4 separate regions of the Homo sapiens genome follow, and regions 1, 2 and 3 are each linked to region 4. A link is a contact called in ENCODE Hi-C or POLR2A ChIA-PET data. All regions are on one chromosome and are shown on one strand. The core of a region is the stretch at or near the end of the contact, and the rest is flanking DNA. Distances in the headings are between cores, read along the strand shown. Region 1 holds the start of PTDSS2 (phosphatidylserine synthase 2). Region 2 overlaps MUC5B (mucin 5B, oligomeric mucus/gel-forming). Region 3 holds the start of IRF7 (interferon regulatory factor 7). Region 4 holds the start of CHID1 (chitinase domain containing 1).

The links. A loop is a pair of places that touch in the nucleus more often than their neighbours do. ChIA-PET counts read pairs that join two places held with the same protein, here RNA polymerase II (POLR2A). Pooled maps may share reads with other maps.
Region 1: a loop to region 4 is called in a pooled map, with 4 times the contacts of the local background. The contact joins the promoter of PTDSS2 here to the promoter of CHID1 in region 4. A Hi-C loop is called at or near these places in 2 of 168 maps with a recorded cell type or tissue (CD8-positive, alpha-beta T cell and sciatic nerve) and 6 of 50 pooled maps.
Region 2: a pooled map shows a loop between it and region 4 (11-fold over the local background). The contact joins the enhancer-like site here to the promoter of CHID1 in region 4. A Hi-C loop is called at or near these places in 4 of 37 single-sample maps with no recorded cell type and 9 of 50 pooled maps. POLR2A ChIA-PET finds 5 or more read pairs at or near these places in 1 of 52 experiments (activated CD4-positive, alpha-beta T cell).
Region 3: a loop to region 4 is called in a pooled map, with 8 times the contacts of the local background. The contact joins the promoter of IRF7 here to the promoter of CHID1 in region 4. A Hi-C loop is called at or near these places in 1 of 168 maps with a recorded cell type or tissue (CD4-positive, alpha-beta T cell) and 3 of 50 pooled maps. POLR2A ChIA-PET finds 5 or more read pairs at or near these places in 2 of 52 experiments (A549 and WTC11).

Annotation. Positions count from the first base shown.
Region 1 is chr11:448,866-451,565 of GRCh38, forward strand. PTDSS2 (phosphatidylserine synthase 2) reads left to right here and starts at 1,414. Exons shown (of 12, transcript NM_030783.3): 1 at 1,414-1,772. The coding sequence starts at 1,591. RefSeq lists enhancers at 914-1,600, 1,199-1,478 and silencers at 1,509-1,748, 1,939-1,998, 2,009-2,098.
Region 2 is chr11:1,261,466-1,264,165 of GRCh38, forward strand. It overlaps MUC5B (mucin 5B, oligomeric mucus/gel-forming), which reads left to right. Exons shown (of 49, transcript NM_002458.3): 49 at 1-707. The coding sequence ends at 143. Among named protein-coding and RNA genes, the nearest start is that of MIR6744, 6.2 kb to the left of the region's middle. RefSeq lists an enhancer at 738-1,243 and a silencer at 1,025-1,174. Within about 2 kb of position 1,271, at least 26 of the 41 ENCODE cell types and tissues checked have a DNase peak (open chromatin) inside an H3K27ac peak, as active enhancers do.
Region 3 is chr11:614,674-617,199 of GRCh38, forward strand. It overlaps IRF7 (interferon regulatory factor 7), which reads right to left and starts at 1,277. Exons shown (of 11, transcript NM_001572.5): 1 at 1,240-1,277; 2 at 672-974; 3 at 424-586; 4 at 124-334. The coding sequence starts at 691. It overlaps CDHR5 (cadherin related family member 5), which reads right to left. Exons shown (of 15, transcript NM_021924.5): 15 at 1,910-2,526. RefSeq lists an enhancer at 139-733.
Region 4 is chr11:909,530-912,229 of GRCh38, forward strand. It overlaps CHID1 (chitinase domain containing 1), which reads right to left and starts at 1,281. Exons shown (of 13, transcript NM_023947.4): 1 at 1,246-1,281. RefSeq lists a silencer at 964-1,803.

The DNA of each region.
Region 1 (2,700 bases), core at 164-2,663, 460 kb before region 4:
AGGAGCTGAGGTCAATATTACAGCACTTTCATCGCCCCGAAAGAAACCTGCTACCCTTTGTAGTCGCTCCTTATTACCCCTTCCCCAGCCCCCGGTGAAAACTCATCTAATTTCTGTCTTCATAGATTTGCATTTCCTGGACATTTCATACAAATGGATCACATAATGCGTAGTCTCCTGTGACTGGCTTCTTTCACCTAGCATTTTTTTTTTTTTTTTTGAGACGGAGTCTCGCTCTGTCGCCCAGGATGGAGTGCAGTGGCACAATCTCGGCTCACTGCAACCTCCACCTCCCGGATTTAAGGGATTCTCCCACCTCAGCCTCCCGAGTAGCTAGGATTACAAGCGCCCGCCACAATGCCAGGGCAATTTTTGTATTTTTAGTAAAGATGGGGTGTCACCACTTTGCCTAGGCTGGTCTCGAACTCCTGACCTCAAGTCATCCGCCCGCCTTGGCCTCCCAAAGTGCTGGGATGACAGGCGTGCGCCGCCGCGCCCGGCCTGCCTAGCATAATGTTTTCAAGGTCCAGCTGTGCTGTAGCATGCGCATGCTTCGCTCCTCTATGGCTAATAACATGCCGCTATTATCAAAATGCTGCAACTAGGAGCGCTAGTGTGTAAATTTGGCGTGGACACTTGTTTCCAGGTTTGAGGAGCTGCCACATTGCTTTTCAGAGTGGCTCAGGAGCTAATTTTTTTGCAGGGTACCATGTCAACAATTTGGGTCAACTAAAATCAGCGTGTCCGCACCATTTTCGCCCGCCCAATTTCACGCGATCCTGCGAAAGAATGACCCAGACCGGTCCGGGCGCGGTGGCTCGCGCCTGTAATCCCAGCACTTTGGGAGGCCGAGGCGGCAGATCACAAGGTCAGGAGTTCGAGATTGGCCTGGCCAACATAGTGAAACCCCGTCTCTACTAAAAATACAAAAATTAGCCGGGCGTGATGGCGGCCGCCTGTAATCCCAGCTACTCGGGAAGCTTGAGACAGAAGAATCGTTTGAATCCGAGAGGCGGAGGTTGCAGTGAGCCGGGATCGCGCCATTGCACTCCAGCTCGGGCGGCAGTGCGAGACTCCGTCTCAAAAAGGAATGACCCGGGTCGCATGGGGTGAAGGGTCGGGAAGCGCCCCAAAAGGAGAACGGGGCTGGGCTCCGGGATCCGTCGGCGAGGAAGGGGCGAAGGGGTGGAGGGACTCGGGCCAGGCCGCCGGGGATGTCTGTGGTTACCTCCAAGCTCTGGAGGCCTTGGCGAGACCCGCGCCATCCGCAGCTTGGTTCCTGCGACCTCAGCCGCAGGGCGGTCCGGCTCCGGTTTCCCAGCAACCAGGCGTCATCCTTCCCAGCAAGCACTGCGTCCAACCCGCGACGTCGGACCACAAGGCCCAGCATGCCCCGCGCGGACTACAAGCCCCACAATGCACCGCACACCCTTTACTGGCCGGCCCCGCGCTGCTCTCCTAAGACCCCGCGGGCCAGCGCCGCGACCCCTTCCCAGCGCTCCTCGCGCTGTGTGCGGCGCGTCCTCTCGCCGGTGACCCGGTGTGCGTGGGGTCGAGGCGCCGGGCGGAGTGGCTCCGGGCCGAAACGCCATGCGGAGGGGCGAGCGCAGGGACGCCGGAGGTCCGCGGCCCGAGTCCCCGGTGCCCGCGGGCAGGGCCTCGCTGGAGGAGCCGCCTGACGGGCCGTCTGCCGGCCAAGCCACCGGGCCGGGCGAGGGCCGCCGCAGCACCGAGTCCGAGGTCTACGACGACGGCACCAACACCTTCTTCTGGTGAGGGCAGTGGGCGGCCGCGGGGCGGCGAGGGTGCCCTCGACCTGGGGGTTCCGGCACCGCTGGCCTGGGGGTCCCCGGCAGCGCCCTCTCGCCGTCTTGGAGTCCAGGACTGTGGCCGGGGGTTTGAGGGTGTGGCAGCACCGCCCCCCGGGTCCCGGGGAGCGGCCGGACCGAGCTCCCGACGCCGGGTCGGGCGGAGGGCGGCGCTGTAGGTGGGGGAGACCCTGGGCAGACCCTCCCTGCGGCCGCTTTGCGTCTCTCTCGCCGCCCTCCCCACCCCTGCCCGCCTTGGCTCTGACCGCGCGGTTCTGCGATCCAGACCCCTTCCCCGCCACCCGCCTCCAGCGTCACCCCAGAAACGCTTTCTCTGTCCTGCTGTCGAAGCTTCACCTGTGTCCCCCGTCATTCTGCCTGTGGTTGCTCCTCAGTGCTTGCGGCTGCACGAAATCATCTTGTGTGTCGCGCCCGACCCCACGTGGCGATCGTGTTGATTAGCAGAGTGTTGTGCGTGCTTCAGGAATGTAGTCGGTGTTCGTCGAATCCAGGCTCTGTTTCTCTCCTCAGTTGCCCCTAGCGGGGCCAGCGCCTCCTCCCTGCACAACTCAGCCCTAGCTACACCTTGGGGTCCCCCTGTCCGCCACTCTGCCTTTAATGGGGGTGGAAAAGGAAGAGGCCCCCGGGAGCAGCTGGAGTGTGGCACTCTGTGTCCAGACAGGCTCCAGGTGCCGCTCCTACTCCCGACAGCTGCGACCCTGGGCTGGCCCTTTGCCGATGCTCCTCTGTGAGAAGGATCAAGCCGTCGACCTGAAAGCAGGCTTCGTGAGAGGAGGGTTTGGCTCTTCTTGACTGCAAGGTGCCCAGTTCCCATCCTGTGGAAGGCCCGGGGGCACAGGGGCAGTAGAGGTGGGGTCAGCCCCAGGAAAAC
Region 2 (2,700 bases), core at 21-2,520, 350 kb after region 4:
CCTTGCACTGTCCTAACGGCTCAGCCATCCTGCACACCTACACCCACGTGGATGAGTGTGGCTGCACGCCCTTCTGTGTCCCTGCGCCCATGGCTCCCCCACACACCCGTGGCTTCCCGGCCCAGGAGGCCACTGCTGTCTGAGAACGTTCTGCCTCCATCCCCATGCTCTGTCCACCTGGAGCCAGGATGTGCATTGTCTGATCATGAAAACCTTGGGCCTCCTCTGCGGAGCCCCCCGGCCTGTGTGTGGCACCCCGCGCTCCGTGCTCCTGCTGCCCACCCCGTGGGTGAAACCGGCCCCAGAAGGGTGAGGGGCCAGCAGGACCCCTTTCGGGAGGGCGCCACTCAGGAGTCCTACCCTGGGAGAGCCTGTGGCCCACCTTGGCCTTGCCCCTCCCTGATGTCACTGGGACGCCCTGGAACAAACTAAGCATGTGCGGGCCTATGTGTCCCTGCCACGGCCGGAGCGCCCGCGCAGCACGGATTCCAGCTGGCCACGTCCGGCCGCTGGGGCAGACAGGCTGGTCCAGGCAAGGCCAGCTGCTGCCAGGAAGCTGCGACAGGCAAGGCGGCCGCCTGTCCATGCCTGCTGCAGGGTAACTCAGGGCTGAGGTCGCAACGGCCAGGTCAGAGAGGGGTCAGCATCCCAAAGCCCCCTCTGCTCAACCCAGCCCAGTTTTGCAAATAAACCCTGAGCATTGAGTACGTTTCCTGTCCTGACGTCTTTTCTTGCCTACCGTCTTTCCCAGGCTGTCCAGGTCCTCTGTGGGCTGCTTGCCTGGGGCCTGCAGGCTGGAGGACACATCCGGGGGGCAGTCCAGGACCCCCAGCAGCCACTGAAGGACCAGGAAGCCTCTGGGAAGGCCAGGCAGGGTGGGGGACAAGGAGCCGCTTGGTCATCCACATGCCCCTGTGGGCACCCCGAGAGTCAGTCTTGGGCTGTGGGAGCACTGCCCAGGGGACAGGGGGCAGGGGGCCGCCAGGACTCAGAGGTCACCCCGGCTGTTATTTCCAGTGTAGGGGATTGTGTGAGGAAACCAGCTCATGTAGGAAGATGGAGGCAGTCAGTGGGGCAAGCAGGCGACCAGGCCCGGTCAGCGGGGAGGCAGCTGCCCCCCAGGGCAGGTGCACGGAGCCAGGTGCAATGCTCCCAGGCTGGTGCTGGGCCCTGCGGGGCCGCCTTTCACCCTGTTCCACGCGCACCTCTCCGGGAATGCTTTCCTTGGGGCACTTGCTACGCAAGCGACACGTGAGCTTGCTGGCTTCCTGTCCCGCCTCCTGTCCCGCCTCCTGTCCCGCCTCCTGTCGCGCCTCCTGTCCCGCCTCCTGTCCCACCTCCTGTCCCGCCTCCACACGCACGGGCAGGGCTTTCTGCCCTTCCTTTCTATTGCTCTGTCCAGAGCAGAGAGCACCCGGTGCAGACAGCAGGGTATCGGGGAGCCTGTGGGATGGGTGGGGTCAGCAGCTGGGGCTGCAGGTGTGGGCAGGGAAGACAGTGAAGGTGGTGCCAGCCAGGACCTAGGCATAGCAGGATGCAGGGAGCTTTGGACACAAAATGACCTCCTACTGGGCAGGGGGTGGCTACAGGCAGACCGTGGCCTGGGGAGACAAAAGCAATGCTCGTGCCTGGCTGCAGAAGCCTGTGGTGTGGGTGCAGAGCGGGGCCTTCCCCACACCGGGGCCTGCCTCTGCCCTGTGCCCTTGGGTGGGTCCTGCCCTGCCCAGGAAGTGATGCCATCACACTGTACATTTACAGAGCTCCCAGCTCCTGGGGGCCCAGCCAGGCCCCTGCCAGCGCTCCAGAGCTCCAGCCTCTCCTGCCCTCCTTGCCGAGGCCCAGCAGGGCCAGCCACCCCAGGACTGGGCTGGAGATAGGCAGGGGCCTGACAAGGTTGCAGGTGGGCTCTGGTGGGCGGTGGGCTAGGTTGGTCACCACTGGGGTGAGCTTCTATAGGTTTACCCTGCGTCTCCGAGGCTGATTGTCTGGAGGTTGCGCCAGGTCACTGCCTGACCTGGGTCTGCATTCCGCCACGTGTAAACAAATGGTTTCCGAAACCTCAGTCATTCCCATGGTGCGATGGTTTCCTTAGACCCATTTATGTCGGTGTATGGGTACAAGCACCCCTCTCAGAGGCCCATGCTGTGCTGTCTCTGTGCCCCAGAACCGTATCATTCAATCCTGACAATACCCTGTGTGGTGTCTGCTATTGTGTCTCCCACTCCACAGATGGGAACACTGAGGCACAAAGCAATGAAAAGGTGTGGTTCTGTCAGGGGGAAAGCTGGGCTCACATCCAGGCAGCCCAAGTCGAGGCCACACTCAAAACCACAGGGCTCTGCAATGCCCCAGAGCAAGTAACTATAAAAATAAACACAGTGGGCCAGGCGCGGTGGCTCATGCCTGTAATCCCAGCATTTTGGGAGGCTGAGACGGGCGGATTACGAGGTCAGGAGATCGAGACCATCCTGGCTAACACGGTGAAACCCCATCTCTACTAAAAATACCAAAAATTAGCCAGGCGTGGTGGCGGGCGCCTGTGGTCCCAGCTACTCAGGAGGCTGAGGCAGGAGAATGGCGTGAACCCGGGAGGCAGAGCTTGCAGTGAGCCGAGATCGCGCCACTGCATTCCAGCTTGGGTGACAGAGTGAGACTCCGTCTCAAAAAAAATAAAAATTAAAATTAAATAAATAAATAAAC
Region 3 (2,526 bases), core at 27-2,526, 290 kb before region 4:
GTCCTGGGCCTGCTGGCAGCCTCTCCCAGAACAGCTTCTAAAACCACAAATCTGACCCAGAGAATGTTCCCCTTTGCCCAAGCAGGACGAATGCCAACGCCCTTGGCAGCCGGCGTCGCTCACCTCGCCAGCACAGCTCCCGGCTGAGCGCGTACACCTTGTGCGGGTCGGCCGGGTCCCCCGAGTTATCCCGCAGCATCACGAAGCGACGCGTGCTGCGCAGTGCGCAGCGGAAGTTGGTTTTCCAGCCGGCGCGCTCCGCAGTCTCAGCCTCGGGGGGCGGGCCACCTCCCCTGCTGCTAGGCGGCCACCTGCCGCGGGCCACAGCCCAGGCCTGAAGAGGGGGACAGAACACGTGTGCCGGGCCCGCGGGGTCCTAGGCGGGCTCTCCCACCCGGGGCGGGGCGGGGCTGGGGTCCCCACCTTGAAGATGCGCGCGTCGGCCTCGCTCAGGTCCTTGCGCGCGAAGTGCTTCCAGGGCACGCGGAAACAGGTGCGGGCCTCGTCCAGCCACTGCAGCCCCTCATAGCAGCCGCTGCTGATCTCTCCAAGGAGCCACTCTCCGAACAGCACGCGTGGGGCTGCCCTGCGGGTGCCCGGCCGCGGAGAGTCAGGGCCGGCTGCAGGGCGCTCGGGGACTGGCATCTGGAGAGGGTGGGCCGGGCTCTTACCTCTCAGGAGCCAAGGCCATTGCTCCTTCTGCAGGGGCAGTTAGGTGGCGGTCAGGTGTTATAACAGGGGAGGTAAGGGCTCCTGTCGCAGCAGACGCCAGGCCGCGGCCACAGGTCGTGTGGCCAGGTGTCACAGGTGTCCACAGGTGTGGACTGAGGGCTTGTAGCCACCGACGCTGCCTCGGTATGGATCTCTTGGCAGAGGGGGCTACAGGTGTGACTGCAGGTGTGGCCGGCGCGCACACATGAAGTCACAGGTGTTGAACCAGTGTCCAGGCCTGGCGGGAAGGCGCAGGCCGGACCCTGCGGAGACGGGAAAGGCGACGTCAGGGGCGGGTCAGGCTCCCGGGAAAGCGAAACCTAAACAGTGGCGCTTCGCACCCTCCTCGATCCCACCCCGTCCGGTTCTCAGCTCCGCGGAACCCCGCCTCCGCCTCCGCCTCCCTCCCCGCCCGACCCTCATCTCTCAGGCTCCCCCAGCTCTTGGCTCTACCCCTCCGGGGTCACGGAGCCCCCACGGAGGCTCTCGCTCCCGGCCTGCACCGCGTGGGTCTGGGGTCCCCAGTACCTGGGTGCCAGAGCCGCCGGGACGGGAAGTTTCGTCTCGCGGGGAAGCGGAGGGCCGGCGCTTTTATGGTGGCCAGGCGGGAGTTTCCGGGAAGGGCGCGCGCCGCCTGTTCTTATTATTGGATGCGACCAGCGGAACCCCGCCCCGGCCAGCGCGGAGTAGGGAGGAGTGGAGGGCGTTGGGAGTGGCTGCAGTGAGCCGAGATGGAGCCACTCCACTACAGCCCAGGGGACAGAGCAAGACTCAGTCTCAAAAAAAAAAGGAAGTGGGTAATGGGAGGTGGACGTGCCTCGAAAAAGGGGCAGCTGCACCGTTTGCGTTTCTTTTTTTGAGATGGAGTTTCGCTTTTGTTACCCAGGCTGGAGTGCGGTGGCACAATCTTGGCCCACCACAACCTCCGCCTCCCGGGTTCAAGTGATTCTCCTACCTAAGCCTCCCGAGTAGCTGGGATTACAGGCATGAACCACCACGCCCGGCTAATTTTGTATTTTTAGTAGAGACGGGGTTTCTCTATGTTGGTCAGGCTGGTGTCGAACTCCCGACCTCAGGTGATCTGCCCACCTCGGCCTCCCAAAGTGCTGGGATTTAGGCGAGAGCCGCCGTGCGCAGCCCCCTTTGGGTTTTTTACATTGTTCAGTCAAGAATATCAGATACTCTCACAATTAAAACATTTGGAAAGGAATTAATGGTGTATTTCCATTAGGGAAAGTGCTGACAAGCCGCAAGGGATCCCTTGATGGTTCTGGGCATGGGCGCCCAGCCTGGGCTCTGGCTTTGGGAGCAGCGAGGGGAATGTGTCTCTCACCCCTAGGCCTCCTGGTCTGGCTCCTGCTCAGGCCACACGGCGCACCCACCCCCAGCGCGCCTCAGTCCAGGTCACTGGGCAGGGTGTTTACTGCTGCGCTCCAACCCAAGCATGTAGATTTCAGAAGGGGACTAGGACCCCCGGCAGGTGTTTGAGACCACCGGCTCCCAAGTGCGTCGCCTTGGGGGTTTGCATCGGCTCCTCAGCCTCCCCAGGCAATCTCTGTGTAGGGTCGGGAGCGGGAGGTCTGAGATGAGCCGGGTGCCTGAGATCTCCGGTGCAGGTCGGGGGAGGGGAGCCCCCCTCGGGCTGTGGTTAGAGCGGGAGAGGAACTTCCCAGACTAGCTGGCACAGAGCCTCGGGAAGGCGGCGGGCACTGCAGGTGGTTTACGGGAAGTGCTGCAGCCTTGGGGTGGGGACAGCGTGGCCAGACCCACCGCCTCATCTGCACACCTGGGCTCAAGCGCTAATGACGACAGGGG
Region 4 (2,700 bases), core at 31-2,530:
CCAATGCTTTTCATGGAGACCAGCAGTAAGAAATGCACTTTACGTCACAGCCCAGCACACGTGTATGTCATGTGTGCACATGTGTTGTGCATGTGTGTACATGTGTAGAGCGACAGCAGCCAATCAGAGCTAACTCTATTCTGCGATGGACGCACTGACAACTCCTGTTCTGTTGTGTTTTGAAGAACTAACTGGTGCATGGCGGCTCTGGCCTGTGATCCTAGCACTTTGGGAGGCCAGGAGTTTTTGACTGGTTTTGGCAACACAGCCAGACCTGGTCTCTACAAAAAATATTTTTCTGCCGGGCAGATCACCCCATCAGGAGTTCAAGACCAGCCTGGCCAACGTGATGAAACCCAGTCTCTAAAAAAGATACAAAAATTAGCTGGGTGCAGTGGTGTGCGCCTGTACTCCCAGCAACTCGGGAGACTGAGGCAGGAAAATCCCTTAAGCCCAGAAGCGGAGGTTGCAGTGAACCGAGATCGCGCCACTGCACTCCAGCCTGGGTGACAGCGTGAGACTCTGTCTCAAAAAAAAAAAAAAATTCTTAGCTGAGTGCGCTGGCGCACACCTGTAGTCCCAAGTAGCTAGGAGGCTAAGAGATTACTAGAGCCCAGGAAGTCGAGGCGGACGGGCGGGCGGGTCACCCTCCAGTTTGGACAGTCAGCAATGGAAGCTTCAAGGGTTGGGGCTGAACCAAGGGTGGGTGGGATCGCGTCTGATGCGCCCACCCTTCACGGGGACCGCGTGCCCCTCACTGGGAGGGCAGCCCGCCTGGAGCCCTACTGCCTCTGCTCCCTCTGGGGGTCCTGGGGACCCGATGGCCACCACTCTGCCACACGAGCCGCGCGCTCACACACTCCTCACCCGCCGGCCACATCCCTTGTCTGCGCACTCAGGCCCCTTCCACCCAGCGCGCCTAGCTCTCAGGCTTGCTCGCCCCAGCGCACGCGCTCCACCTCCCACTCGCGGTCCCCCCGACACGCGCCCCCGTCCACACTCGCCCTCCACCCCCGCTCTCGCTCACCCTCGCTCTCATAGCAACCCTCTCTCACCCTCGTCCTCACACCCTCTCACACGCCCCCTCACACACTTGCTCTCTCTCACGCACCCGCCCGGCGTCGCCCGCGACCCCACGCCCGTCCTCCCGGGGCCGAGCCTCGCTGCCCGGCGCGCCCACTTTGCGGGAGGGAAACTGAGGCCGTGCAAGGAGGAGGAGCAGGGGCCGGCCGCCGCGGGGCTCACCTGCATGTCAGGGAGGCCGGACGGCCACAAACGCACGGCCGGAAAACGCTCCAGCGCGCCGGAAGTCCCGCCCCAGGCGCCCGCGCGCCGCCGCCGCGCACGGCACGCTGGGATGGAGAGGGGCTGGGCCAGGACAGGGGACTGGGCAGGGCTGCCCGAAAGTCGGGGCCGGGGCCGGGGCCGGGGCCGGGGCGGGGCCGCGCCGGGGGCGGACCCCGGGCCCGGCGCGTTCACCTTGAGCGCCCCTGGTGCTCGCGCTGGAGCTGGTTATCAGGTTCCCGGCCCAGGGGTAGCCGGGTTCCCAGCGCCACGGCTCTTAGGCAGGCCTGGCGCCCTTGGCGTGGGGCCGCGCGGGGCCTTGGGCTCCAGGGCCTCTGCCCGGCTCGGCGGTGCCGGGAGAACCGCGCGGTGGGCTCCGCCCCGGCACGCTCCCCCGGGGACCCGGAGTCACCACTCCTGGCGTCCCCCCGACCCCCGCCTGAGTGGACCATCTCCATCCCCAGGCCGATGGCGCCCACTGCGCTGTCTCCAGCGGGGACTGCCCGAAACGCGCGCTCTCTCGGTCCGCACCCCCGCCTTGCACATTGCACGAGCCGGAGCCCCAGGAGGCAAACCAAGTTCCCAACTCAGCCCCTCGCGCTTGGATGAACGAGCGCGTGGCCAGCACTTTTGAGTCACCGCGCATTCTACGCGGCACAGGCTGTCCGACCCCCACCCCCAGCCCTAGCCGTTCCCAGCGCAGTTTCCTACAGAAAACCGCACGGCCGGGCCCCACCCTGCCCCGCTCAGCCGTTCCCGGGGCGCGCGTGGGCTCCAAGACACCCTGCACAGCTGCTTCTCCATTTCTGCTGCTTGGGAGCTTTCTCCTTAAACTAAGCTTTGTCTTTCTTTCTAGTCACGTTTCCTTCTTTCCCTTCCCGGTATTTTCTGCCAGCTGACGCCCACGCCTTTCCTAGAAGGGGCTGGGGGCTGCATGCGGTGCGAGGCACGTCCCCCACCAGCTGTGGGCTCTTACTCAGCTTAGCACTCGCTCTCAGCAAACGGCCTGGATGGTGGCCTGAAGCCTGACCTTTGGGGGTGAAGACCTCAAGTCGGCAGAGCTCTGGAGAGGGTCCCAGTAAGCTATGGCAGGTGTCCTCAGGGACATATGCGCAGTCCTCCCAATGCTAAGGAGGCCATGGCAACATCCAACTTCTCTTAGGAAAGGCACTTAGCCATTTTAGGATCTCATTGAGGTCAGAGGTCTTTGGCGCTAAAGAATTGCAGAATCGATCGGGCAGCCGCCGCCTTTAATCCTAGCACTTTGGGAGGCCAAGGCGGGTAGATCACTTGAGGTCAGGCGTTCGACACCAGCCTGGCCAACATGGTGGAACCCTGTCTCTACTAAAAATACAGAAATTAGGCGTGGTGGCGCATGCCTGTAATCCCAGCTCCTGGGGAGGCTGGGGCAGGAGA